Linked DNA regions of Homo sapiens: all the other regions are linked to region 3. Evidence: chromatin loops called from intact Hi-C (ENCODE). Cell type or tissue: mammary epithelial cell. All regions are shown on one strand. Region 1 overlaps GLYATL1-AS1 (GLYATL1 antisense RNA 1). Region 2 has its middle 34 kb from the start of GLYATL1. Region 3 overlaps FAM111A-DT (FAM111A divergent transcript).

Region 1 (4,000 bases), 170 kb before region 3:
TCCCCCACCTCAGGGGATTTCAGGATGTACCAGGCAAAGCTGTCTCCCTCGATCCCCAACTGTTTCTCAGTCAGTGAGGGGTGTTAAGAACTCTTCACTGCCCCTCTTGAAGCTTACATTCTGGAGCAGGGAGAGAGAAACTGAAAAAAAATTTGAAAAAAAAAACCCAGTAAACATATTTCCTACATACTGAGATGTAGTATATGAAAAAACAACACAGGATTCAGGAAGAGAAGATGATGGAGGGAGAAAGAACAACAAATAAATAGGAAAAGAGCCTCCAGATAGGAGAAGATAAAAGGGAGAGGAAACAGGAAGGGGTCAGAACAGGCCTCCCTAAAAGCCTGGCATTTGACAGAGTGCTGCAGAATGAAGAGAGCCAAGCACATACCAGGGGGGTAGGGTTGCAGTCTGAGGAAGCACTCCAGGAAGCACCCAAGATGGTCCACTAGGGTGAACAAAGAACATACTTGAACCACCAGTTAGATTCACCTTCATCTAAAAAATAAGAAATTAAATGTGCCTGATATTTATTTAATATGTTAATTTCAAAACTATATATATATATATAGTTGATGCTCAAATCGTTAAAAATTAGGTATGTAAAATTAAAGCTCATAGATTACTCTTGCCTATGGCAAGGAGCTCCTGATAGGCAAGGATACATCTCACCCATCTCTGTATCTTCAGAATCCATCATATTATGTGGAACATAATAAGTATCAGTAGTATGTTGGGGGGAAAGATCGAAACCATGCTGAGCACCGGAATTCTGTGTAAATCTTTCAAAAAAAAATCTCTTCTACTTTATAGCAGAGTCCCTTTTCTTTTTTATTTTTAGTAGCAACTAGCCCCACACCTTGCAGATGAGCTCCTAAGAAATGAATGGGTGAATGAATGCGTGGACAGCGAGATGGATCAGTGAGTGAGGAACAGCGATTCGCAGGACCTGCATGCATTGAAATCCTGACAAAGCAGCCTCTGCAAGATAAAAGACCTTAGGCTTTGCCGTTTGACAGAAGTTAAAATTATTCAAGGGCTGTCCTTGGGCAATTTACTTGAAGTTTCATAATCTGTGAAACAGAAAATGAATTAAATAAAAAGATAATTGAGACAAACCTATAAAAAGTGCCAAAGCAGGATGCCTGGCATTAAGGGACGCTTCACACCTGTTATCTCTCACCCTATTCTCTCTTCACCCCTACTCCCGCCCGGCAGCTCCCCGCTGTTAGCACCAGAAATAGTTATCTGCTAAGAAAACGAAAAGTGTAATGCTGGCTTTACCCCGCGACGCTTTAAAAAACTCCAAAAACCCAGCGTGATGGGGGGTAGGTTTGCCTAGACACAGCTGAGGCAGCCTTAATAAACTGAGAGGAAGGTTAATTGTCAAAGAGGGTTGAGCCACTAGGAGCAGCAGCAACCTTGGACTAACAGGTGTATCTTCAGCGAGCACATGTCCCAGCACATGTCCCCACGCCCATCCTTCCATTTAGCGCCACAAACGCAGCCTCTTAAGAGAATGGGAAGTTTGGGAGTCACAGAACGGAAGCTACCATTGGCCTTAATGGATGTCAACCATTAAGGTAAGCTTGGGAGTCGGAGAACGGAAGCTACCATTGGTTTTAGTGAATGTCAATCTTCACCCGCCACTTTTCTTCCTGGCCTCCTTGCCCCTTCCTATTCTGCTGGCTAGTTCTCTCTCGTCATCTGCTGGCCGCACTCGGGAACATACCAAACGCGGAAACGCGCCTTAGCTTGCCCTGAATACCTGCAAACCGAGGGCTCGGCGTGGTTTTTAAAGGCTTGGCTAGCGTGCCCCCGGCGGTACTAAAAGAGGGCTGCTTGCGCCAATCTCATTCCCACAGGATGCAAGTACAGAAGCAGAGCGGACGCCCGGAAGGGGTCACAGAGAGACAGGCGGGGCGGTTGACCAGCTGACTGGACTCACTTTGGAGAAATGCAAATTACCGAGCCACAGTCCAACCAATGGTATCAAAACAGAATCTCTACAGATGTAGCTCAGCGAAGATGAATCTCGGCCTCACCCCAGAGAAATTAAATATATTGGGGGTACCCAGAATCCCCATTTTAAAAAACCTATCCAAGTGATAAGTTTGAACATTAAAGTACAGAGAATCACAAACTGGCAGAACTCTTTAACTTACAAAAAGGTAATGAAGACCCCCCAAGAGGAAAAGGAATTTGCCCAAGGTCTCCCTGCAAGATCCTAAGAAAACATGAGGCTCTAAGGTTAAAAACCTAACTGACAACCATTCCCTCCCGCAACTCGTCCTCTGACCTCTAGCAAACTATCCTGTCCTAATCTGTGAAATAGGAGCAACAGTTACACCTATCCCAGCAGGTGGCTGCAAATATCAAATGGGACCAAAATGAGTCAACTACCAAGCACCACCCGACTGGAACTACAGGTTGAACTAAATCTTGATCGCCCTACCCCTGTTCATCTCCCAGTACCACTGTATGAAGGTGGAGGTGAAGCCTGTCTTGAAGAGAGAGAGAGGCTCCTTGGAGCCTCTGGAGTCCGAAGGTAGATGTTACCTTCCTCTTGAGTGCATTGTCTTCCTAAGATAGGATGGACAACAGGGTCTATATGGAAAGTGTTGGCTGTCAGGGCTTCAAGTCTGGCTCCTAAGCTGTTGCTGGAGGGTTAGAGACCCCACTCCAGCTCTCTCTAAAATGAGGGCAGCTTGTTAGCAAGAGTGAGTGAGGTGAGCCCTCTATGAACCCATGGGAGGAGAGAAAACGAGCATCCCATATAAGCTTTTACATACCCCATTGCAAGCTCCATAATGTGGTGCCCAGGCCCTTATCTCTAACCCATCCCCAGAAGCCAATTCTCCTTAGCCCTTCCTGCCACTTCTTCCATTGTACATCCAGATGGTTCCCTTCTTCTCTTCTATCAAACTCCTACTCATCTCTCATCCATCAAGCCCAAATATAAATCTTTCTCTGTGATATACTCGCAAGTTAGAGGCAGTGGTGCCTTCCTCTGTATTCCCAGAACATGTTGTTTGCAACTCTAAATACAGACATCAGCCTACTGTTAGGGTTCAGGAGCATCTTTTAGGAGTTCATGGGGAAATCACTTTCCATAAATGCTGGCCTTATTCCCTAACTTCACCAGACCTGACCTTAGTGCTTCATCCATTCCCACCTCTCCTGACCATGTAAGAGGCCTTTTCTTCTTATTGGTTTGAAAAACACAAAATGACCCAACCACCAGTTATGTGGCCAAAAGAATTCTTGTCACATTATAATCAAATCCAGCCAACAAGATGCTTTGTGGCAAGTGAACGTTCCTTTTCAGGGCAAACACTGTCCCCAGGAATGTGAGACAACTTCCACAGCCCCATATAAGTATTAGCTGGAAGTGAGGCTTCGTTGGTGGCTCAAAAGATTCCCTGAGCACCCCTACGCTGTCGCTGATGTCAAATTGCAGTGGGATTGCATCAAATCTCTCAGAGCACAGCTGCAAAGAGAAACGCAAAGCTAGAGCTCTACTCTGGACCCATAGCTCTAGGCAGTTAGTTTCTCTGTGAGGTTCAATTTTATACATAAGGAAGAAATGGAAGATTGCTACCAAAAATGACATCATGTTACTTATTCTAATCGTGTGGTTCAGTTGCTACTCCAGTGATGAGCAAGTAAAGAGGAATTAGAAGCATGACTATTCCTAGGCTCAAGGAGCAGGGAAGTTCTGGAATTGGGTGTGTGGCAGTGCTGCTTGGAGTGCCATTACAAAGGGGCAAGACTGGTTCACTGGGAGGTAAAATATAGGGCACCTAAGAGACAAGGGGTCTGGGAAACAAGGCAGACTTTTGTAGTTATCATTTGCTCTGATATCTCTCCACGAACTTTCTTCTCCCTTTTAATTTTCTCTGTACTTTAATTACATTTCTTTTTAGGGACAGGCCCCCAAATCTGGCCATAATCTGGCCCCAAAACTGGCCATAAACAAAATCTCTGCAGCACCGTGACA
Region 2 (4,000 bases), 230 kb before region 3:
AAATAATTCTCAGTTAATGGCCAACATTACCATCATAAGTCCTAGTTTCCCTCTCTTTCTCCTTTTGTGTGTCTTTTATTTTGATCTATGCTCTTCTCTCCCAAGTTCAGCCTCTTGCCCCTTCTTAAGGCTCTCTGGGCATTCACCCGCATGTGTTGAGTGTCCACTTCTCTCCTTATTTTTCAGTTGGAGTGGATTAGTATCTCCAAGTCAATATATCAAAAGTAGAATTACTGACACACTCATCACTCCTGGCACACACAGCATCTCCTTCCTCAGACTTCCCCATATCACTTAATGCAGACTTTATCTTTCTAGTTGCTCAAGTCAAAAGCCCAAGAATCATATTGAGCTCTCTTTTTCTCTTATTTATGGAAAACCCCATTCACAAGCCAATTCCATGGGCTCGCCCTTCAAAATAAATGTGGAATTCAGCATTTTCTAACACCTCCACCATTACCGTCTGAGGCTGGGCTCCGACATCTTTGCAATCCTGGGATATACTCTTAGCCATCTTCTCCCTTCCACACCTCCTATTGTCCTCCTAGAGTTTGTCCCCCACGCAGCTGCCAGAGAGATTTTTAAAAATATGTCAGGTTATATTACTCCTTGCTACAAATCCTCCATTTAAAATAAATTTCATATTTATAACAAAATCCAGACTTCTTCATATGGCCGACCAGGTGCTTTATGCTAATGGAATGTGCAGATGCTCCTCCCTAAGGAGCACTTTTTTCCAGGGAAAATTCTCTATCTCCAGTGATGTCAGAAACTTTCGACAATACTATTCTCTACCACCTCTTGCTTTTAACAGCTTTTTTCCTCCAGATTCTACAATGAAAAGAAGATCAAGTCTCCTTGTGCAATGATTTACTCTCCGATGCATATTAGTGCCAGTCATGTGCACTGCTTTCAGATGATTCAAGAATAACAGCGATTTGAGAAAGCTGTCTTTACGTTTTTCTCTTCCCTGTTTCTGTTTGATATTATTTTTACAATTACACTTCTAAAGTTTGCTCTTTCCAAACACCACAAGACCCGTGTAATTTAAGTGATTTCAGGAGTCTCTGTGTATTTTACATTAAGTTCAGAAACATGCTCATGATTCCACCAAAACTATCAACTTTTACATAAACATCTGTCCTTCTATGAGTTACAAAATAATTTTCACCATCATCTATTAATCCACCATCTTCTCCCCTTCTTTGACCAACTTCTCAAAAATAACACTCAATACTGAAGGCATCTCCTTCTATTCATGTTCTTAGACAGTAAGACGTTCTGTTCTTAAACAGTAAGATGTTTTCTCAAGCCCCATGCAAAGCACTTACTTGATTATCACTTTGGAGATACCCAACTCTGGAGTCTTCATCCGAAGGGTAAAGTTCCACACCCAGTAATGCGCCTCCTGGGAAACAGGCCTAAATACTCTTCATCTGAGGGGTAAAGTTCCGCACCCAGTAATGCGCGTCCTGGGAAACAGGCCTAAGCAGTGCTGGCCCCTTCCTCGTCCAGACTGGCATTGTCTGTGTTCGCCAGCCCCTCCACGAAGTTGGATCATTTGCGGAGCAGGCCAAGTCCCTCTAGACCTCACGCAGACGCGGGTGCAGCCTGCTCTGCGACTTGCAGTCAGCTGGAAGCTGGGCCTCTGCATCATCAGGGTGGAGCTCTCTCTGCTGCTGCCGCTGGATCCCGCCTGGATGCACGTCCCGCCACCGCCGCCGACCCATCAGCGGCAGAAGGGCAGCAATGGCCACACACCGAAGCACCTTGGCGGGCTATTCCCCTTGCAGCTCTCCTCAGCGCGCTGCTCCCACTCGCAATCAAAAGGCGGAAAAAGCGCGAAACCGCCAGGCATCTCCCATACCCACCCGGCTGCCGCGCAACCCCTCCTTGGCTTCCACTGGGAGACAGGGGACGCCGATGAGCAGGAAGAAGCAGGGCAGTGACTGCTTAGTTTATCCTGGTACGCGGGAACTGGCTGTGGACCGAGTGGTTCGGGGGAGGGGATCGCTGGGACCGGGATGGGTCATCTGGACAAATAGGGAGGGTGGGCGGGTGGGCGCGCAGTCCCCTCGGCCTGGCCGTCTGACCCGCCCGCGAGCGCGTGCGCCCAGGCGTGCACTCTCATCCCTTTTCCTCTCTTCAATCACTGTCTGGAGTGATGCGAATTAGCTTCCAAAGTGGATGAGAGGATGAATCATTTCCATCCAATGAGAGAAAACAGCCTCCAGAGACTCTTCGTCCATTGGCCAGCGAGAGTGTCAATTCCCAGGCTCCCTCCCGCGCGCCAGCCTGCTCTTCCAGGCGGGAAAAGTTCAGCTTAGACAGGCAAGAGAGAAGTCTTCCCAACACCTGCGAATCGGGAGCAGCGGGCACTAGCACGTGCACTGTCTGGTCAGGCTCGCCGGTTCTTTGAGTGGTTTTTCTGGTTCTGGGTCGGACCCGGAGTTAGGTGGATGGCCGGCAGGGGCAGTAGACAGAAGGATCTCAGCCCAAAACCAAGGAGGTTTTGGATGGGGAGCTGGGCCCCGCCCGTTGTGGTAATTCCCTTCCTGCCTCTCAGCTTCAAAGGCCAAGAGTGTTACTCCTGAAAAGATACATGGAGATCGTCTGGGTGTTCCTGAATCTCAAGAGTGTCGTTTGACCCTGGTGGATCCTTTCCTTCCCTGGTGCCCTTTGCACCCATAGAATGAGACCAGGTTCGGTTAAGCAGAGCAGAAACTTTATTCACTGATCAGGGAATGGAACAGGAGAGCTCCTGTTCAAAGTTCCTGGGGTGTAGTGAGGGGGTGCTTTTTAAGGTCTTTTAGGACTCCTAGGTGGAGACTGAGGACAAGGATTCCTGGAAAGAGGTGGGGCTTTCCAGGAAGACCTGAATGTGGCAGTCTCATTCTTTCTGTTGCACCACAGCACTACATGTGCCTAGCAAGGTGCATTTCTCCCCGGGGCAGAGATTTAGGTATGGTAATTAGCAAAGATTCATGTTAGGGTAGCGCTGCTGAGCTCTTTCCCATCTTGTAGCACGGTGGTTACTGACATCCAGCCTTTGTTTCTGTAAGCAAGCACAGCTGCAAGCACAGGTTACCTTCATAGGTTCTGGAGTTTTAGGAAAGCATTGAGGTCATTCTGTGGCCACATAGACGGTTGTTTAAACAACGCGGTGCTCATTTGAGGCGGGGGTTGTGGGATGAGGCAGGTAAAAGTGCAGATTCCATAGCTACACCCCGACATACTGAATCAGAGTCTGTGAAGGTGGGATGTGGAATCCTTTTTTAAAAAGCTCAGAGGAGCCAATTCACAGGAACAATAAAAGGTTGATCTGAGCCAAACTCCTTAATTTAGAAATGAGGAAATGGGGATCCCTAACAGAGGTACAGGGAGAGGGTTGGAGGAAAGTTACACCATAATAGTTTTAGGGTGGTTCTTTCCTGGCCTTGGAAAGTTTTCTCAGCCGGGGCTCTGATCAGTACACAGTTGAATACTTTAGGGGAAACCTCTTCATATATCCTGAGTTTTCTGTCTCTCTCTCTCTGCCTCTGCAGGTCACCCGCCAGGTTTGTGGCCTGTGATCTCTTGTCACCTTGGTCTCTCAGCTTTGTCTTCTGAAATCTGGACTTCCAATTGTCTTTGTCTTGCTGCCCTTCCTTGCGACACTGGCCTGGAATCCCTCACGGTAGTCTGCTGGAGTGGAATTTAGGACGCATCTCAGTTGTCACCATCTTTAATTGCATGATGTCTAGTTCCTTGCAAACCATTATTTCATGTATTTCGCTCTTTTTTGTTTGTTTTGTTTTGTTTTGTTTTCAGGCTAGGGGAAAATCCAGTCCCTGTTACTCCATTTTGGCCAGAAATTCAAGGTAATGACTTTTAATGTTCCTGACTACTAGTTCTATCATCTCTCTCACTTCTGGATCTGTCTCTATTCACTGATGTTTCTAGTCATTGTGGGTCATATTTTTTCCACGTTTTAAATACTTCCTGATTTTTGACTAGATAT
Region 3 (4,000 bases):
AAAAGTTGTTGTACCCAAGGAATAAAAATGTTCCAGAAATATCTCAGCCTTCACAGGGACACAAGTCAATTTGAAATCACCTCAATCTAAATTAGGTTAATGTAATCTAGGACTACAAGTGACTCCCACCCAGCTGCTTGCAAAAATTAATGGTAAAGTCTCTTTGGAGGAAGGTTATATTATCTTTGGCTTCTAATTTTTTCTACAAGACAAAATTTCCTACAGAAAAATGAATGTCAATCTTTGACTTTTATAAAAAGGTAAGGAACTTTTATTGGCAAAATCAATCAAGAAAGATGGTAAAAATGTAGATTTAATAAGAAAAAATGTGACAGTATTCTATCCAATACTAAAATGGGAGTTACATATTTTAACTATAAGTATTTGCCTATAAGCCCATTCAAGGGCTTACAGTGCTCATGGAAGTGATCACCCTTCTTTCTTCATTTCTACCTGAATAGTAGAGCATTAGAGTCATTCTTTCTCTACCAGACCATGTGAATTGACATTTCCTGTTTTAGATTGTACTGAAACTAAAAGAAACAACTGTACAACCAAAGATGAGGTATAACCTTAACCAAAATTATATCTCTGGACATTTTCATAAAACCATGGGTCCTCTTATTAAATGCTGGAACCCAGTACTCCTCCTGCTACAACCACACACACTAAAGATTTCAAATCACCTGATCCTACTATTGCAAATAAATCTCCACTGAGTTATTCATGGAAGTGTTTAATAGGGTAAATCAGTTGTAAAATCTTGTTTTTAAACAGCATGCAAATAAAGCCTGCTCTTCATGGCCCCAGTTCTGAAAGCCCTGTCATGTATCACTGCTTGAGCTTACCTGCCGTATGACTTCTGCCTCCATCCCTCTGAACCAAAGATGGGCCTCACAAGATGGACCAGAAACACAGTGGTTCCAAGTGGTTATAGTAAGATTCATTTGCCACCTAAATTTTAGGTAAAAATTATCACTGGAATGTTCAGGAACTGGGCACATAGACCCTGGAATTTTGCAACAGCAAACACATCTGAATTTGGAATCTATATCTCAAATGTTACCACCTCTGTGACAGCATCCCTGAAGCCCTCTCTGTGCTACCACTGCAACCTGTTCACTTCTGTATTATGGTTATAACTCTTTTTTTAATTTTTTTTTTTACTTTTACTCATCTACTAGATTGTGACTTAATGGGTGGTGAGGACAATGTTACGTTCATCTTAGCAATCCCAATGCTTGACACTATATCTGGCATGCACAAAAATTTCCTCCAAAAAGACGGAATAAAATTTTTAAAAAGATACTTTAGGTTTATAGGTATTAGACATAAATTAGTGGAAGGTAACAGCTATCCCATAGAGCACATTAGAGAGACTGGTGTTCCAACAGCTACATGAAGTGGAACCACACAAACCAGCTAAAGGTGAGGCCCTGCAGGTTGGGCTTCTCCAGCACTTTCTGTCTTTGCTGCATGATCCTCATGGACTGCATCCAACCTTGTAAAGTCAGCCAAGAAGAGAAAAATCAGAGGCTCGTCCATTCCTTGCCGGTGTGATGACATGAGGAGCCATCCTTTGTGAACAGAACTCATTGGTTTCTGCAGTTTTTTGTTTTGTTGTTGCTTTTGGTAAAGGTTGGTTATAGCGTTGAAGCAGAACTAAAAGACGTCCACTCACAGTGAACTCTGGCTAATGATTCTGGACAGTCCAATCCTGTGGTTCAACTACTTCAATGGCCAGCCAAGGGAAAAGGGACTGAGTATATAAATTAATTCCCAGGCTTCAGGGAGCAGAAAACGCCTGCAATTCGTTTGGACATTGCAGTGTGCTTTTGCTCTTGTTGGCTATAAAAAGGCTAGGGAGAAAAACCAAAGTTAAGGAATTAAACTTCCTACTATATAACATATTGGTTTACAAGAAAAAACATATATATATAAAGTTATTTATATTTAAACCTTTATATTTTAATCCTTAACTCTTCCCCAGGAATCCCTATACATTTTCACAATAATCCAGGATACCACAAATGATGGAGAGAAGGGCATTTGAGATCTTGTTAGCCCTTGAGGCCGCCCCAAGAGGCTCACCAGCTTCAGATCTAGCACCATCAGACCAACAGATGGTTCTCAGAGGAGCACATGGAAGTGAACGTCCAGCTTCCCAACTTAACACCCCCGCTAATCACTCAGCCAGGGAAAAGCAGTTTCCCAGAAGGCTCAAGCTCTGTCCAAGAGAAGTGAGGGCTGGGCAAACCATTTCCACGTCCTGCTGCCACTGGGCATGAGGGATGTGGGTTCTCACCTCAGCTCCGCCCTCCCCTTACCCGGTTTCCGCAGGCTAATCCTCTGTCGCCATCTGCTGGCAGCGCGCGGCACTCCCCAGCCCGGTTAGGAAGAAACGGCTTTGCTGGGTGAGATTTAGGGGCTGCTCTCGCGTCTCGTCTCGGGAGCTGTCCTGAAAGGGGGCTGCCACGCTGGTCTCATTCTGTAGAGCTGCAAATTAAGGAGCACTGCGGGTGCCTCCAGAGGGTCTTGGAGGGTCATTTGGGCTGTGAGGTTGTAGGGAAAAGAAAGAGCGATCAGACTGTTACTGTGTCTATGTAGAAAGGAAGACATAAGAAACTCCATTTTGACCTGTACCCTGAACAATTGCTTTGCCCTGAGATGCTGTTAATCTGTAACTTTGCCCCAACCTTGAGCTCACAGAAACATGTGTTGTATGGAATCAAGGTTTAACGGCTCTAGGGCTGTGGAGGATGTGCCTTGTTAACAAAATGTTTACAGGCAGTATGCTTGGTAAAATTCATCGCCAGTCTCTATAGACCAGGGGCACAATGCACTGTGGAAAGCCGCAGGGACCTCTGCCCTGGAAAGCTGGGTATGGTTCAAGGTTTCTCCCCATGTGATAGTCTGAAATATGGTCTCATGGGATGGGAAAGACCTGACCATCCCCCAGCCCGACACCCTGAAGTATCTGTGCTGAGGAGGATTAGTAAAAGAGGAAAGGCTCTTGCAGTTGAGATAAGAGGAAGGCCACTGTCTCCTGCCTGCCCCGGGAACTGAATGTCTCGGTATAATACTCGATTGTACATTTGTTCAATTCTGAGATAGGAGAAAAACCGCCCTGTGGTGGGAGGCAAGACATGTTGGCAGCAATGCTGCTTTATTATTCTTTACTCCACTGAGATGTTTGGGTGGAGAGAAACATAAATCTGGACTATGTGCACATCCAGGCATAGTACCTTCCCTTGAACTTATTTGTGACACAGATTCCTTTGCTCACGTTTTCTTGTTGACCTTCTCCTCACTATGACCCTGCCCTCCTACCGCATTCATCTTGCTGAGATAGTGAAAATGGTAATCAATAAATAATGAGGGAACTCAGAGAATGGTGCAGGTGCGGGTCCTCTGTATGCTGAGGGCCGGTCCCCTGGGCCCACTTTTCTTTCTCTATACTTTGTCTCTGTGTCTTATTTCTTTTCTCAGTCCCTCCTCCCACCTGATGAGAATTACCCACAGGTGTGGAGGGGCTGCCTCCGAATTAAGGAGCACAGCGGGCGCCTTGAGAGGGTCTTGGAGGGTCATTCGGGCGGTGAGGTCTGGAGGAAAGCGGGGCGGGTTTCTTCCTCCTGAGGTACCAGGAAGATGGAGGCCACTGCAGACCGCGTGCCCCTACTAGTCCCTGCGGCCCTGGGCGCTCGAACCTCGGGCCACAGCTAGGATGGGCGCGGTGGTTATTCCCTTTTCTGGAAGGAGGAAGGCTAGCAGCCTCTGGAGTTTTGATGGGGCCGACACCCCCTTAAGAGTCCAAACGAAGGCTCCTTATGAAGGCATTACTCTCATAGAGGTTCTTTGCCTTCCAGGTCTTTGACTGAGCTGGAGTCTATGATCTGGATCCTAGGAATCCCGATCTCACAACACTTTTGACCTCAAATTGAAGTGAACATCACCTTTTCCTGCTAGTAGTTGAGTAATTTGGTAATATTTATCCAAAACC

Evidence for each region. A loop is a pair of places that touch in the nucleus more often than their neighbours do. Peaks named below come from ENCODE experiments on the same cell type or tissue, not always from the same donor. Only the 100,000 strongest peaks of a DNase experiment are listed, where the experiment ranks them.
Region 1: a loop joins it to region 3, with 5 times the contacts of the local background. A loop is called at or near these places in 12 of 110 quality-filtered maps.
Region 2: a loop joins it to region 3, with 8 times the contacts of the local background. A loop is called at or near these places in 6 of 110 quality-filtered maps.

What each region holds. Positions count from the first base shown.
Region 1 is chr11:58,962,138-58,966,137 of GRCh38, forward strand. All of the region lies in intron 5 of GLYATL1-AS1 (GLYATL1 antisense RNA 1), which reads right to left. Among named protein-coding and RNA genes, the nearest start is that of GLYATL1, 25 kb to the left of the region's middle. In mammary epithelial cell, no CTCF peak of the experiment used is centred here; a DNase peak (open chromatin) is centred at 1,614.
Region 2 is chr11:58,903,696-58,907,695 of GRCh38, forward strand. It overlaps a transcript of GLYATL2 not described here and a transcript of GLYATL1 not described here. Among named protein-coding and RNA genes, the nearest start is that of GLYATL1, 34 kb to the right of the region's middle. RefSeq lists an enhancer at 1,689-2,188. In mammary epithelial cell, CTCF peaks have their summits at 1,906 and 2,457; DNase peaks (open chromatin) are centred at 1,686 and 2,256; H3K4me3 peaks cover 1,099 bases; H3K27ac peaks cover 964 bases.
Region 3 is chr11:59,133,730-59,137,729 of GRCh38, forward strand. FAM111A-DT (FAM111A divergent transcript) reads right to left here. Exons shown (of 4, transcript NR_110184.1): 3 at 2,328-2,552; 4 at 243-1,859. Among named protein-coding and RNA genes, the nearest start is that of FAM111A-DT, 7.1 kb to the right of the region's middle. In mammary epithelial cell, a CTCF peak has its summit at 2,360 (motif pointing left); no DNase peak of the experiment used is centred here.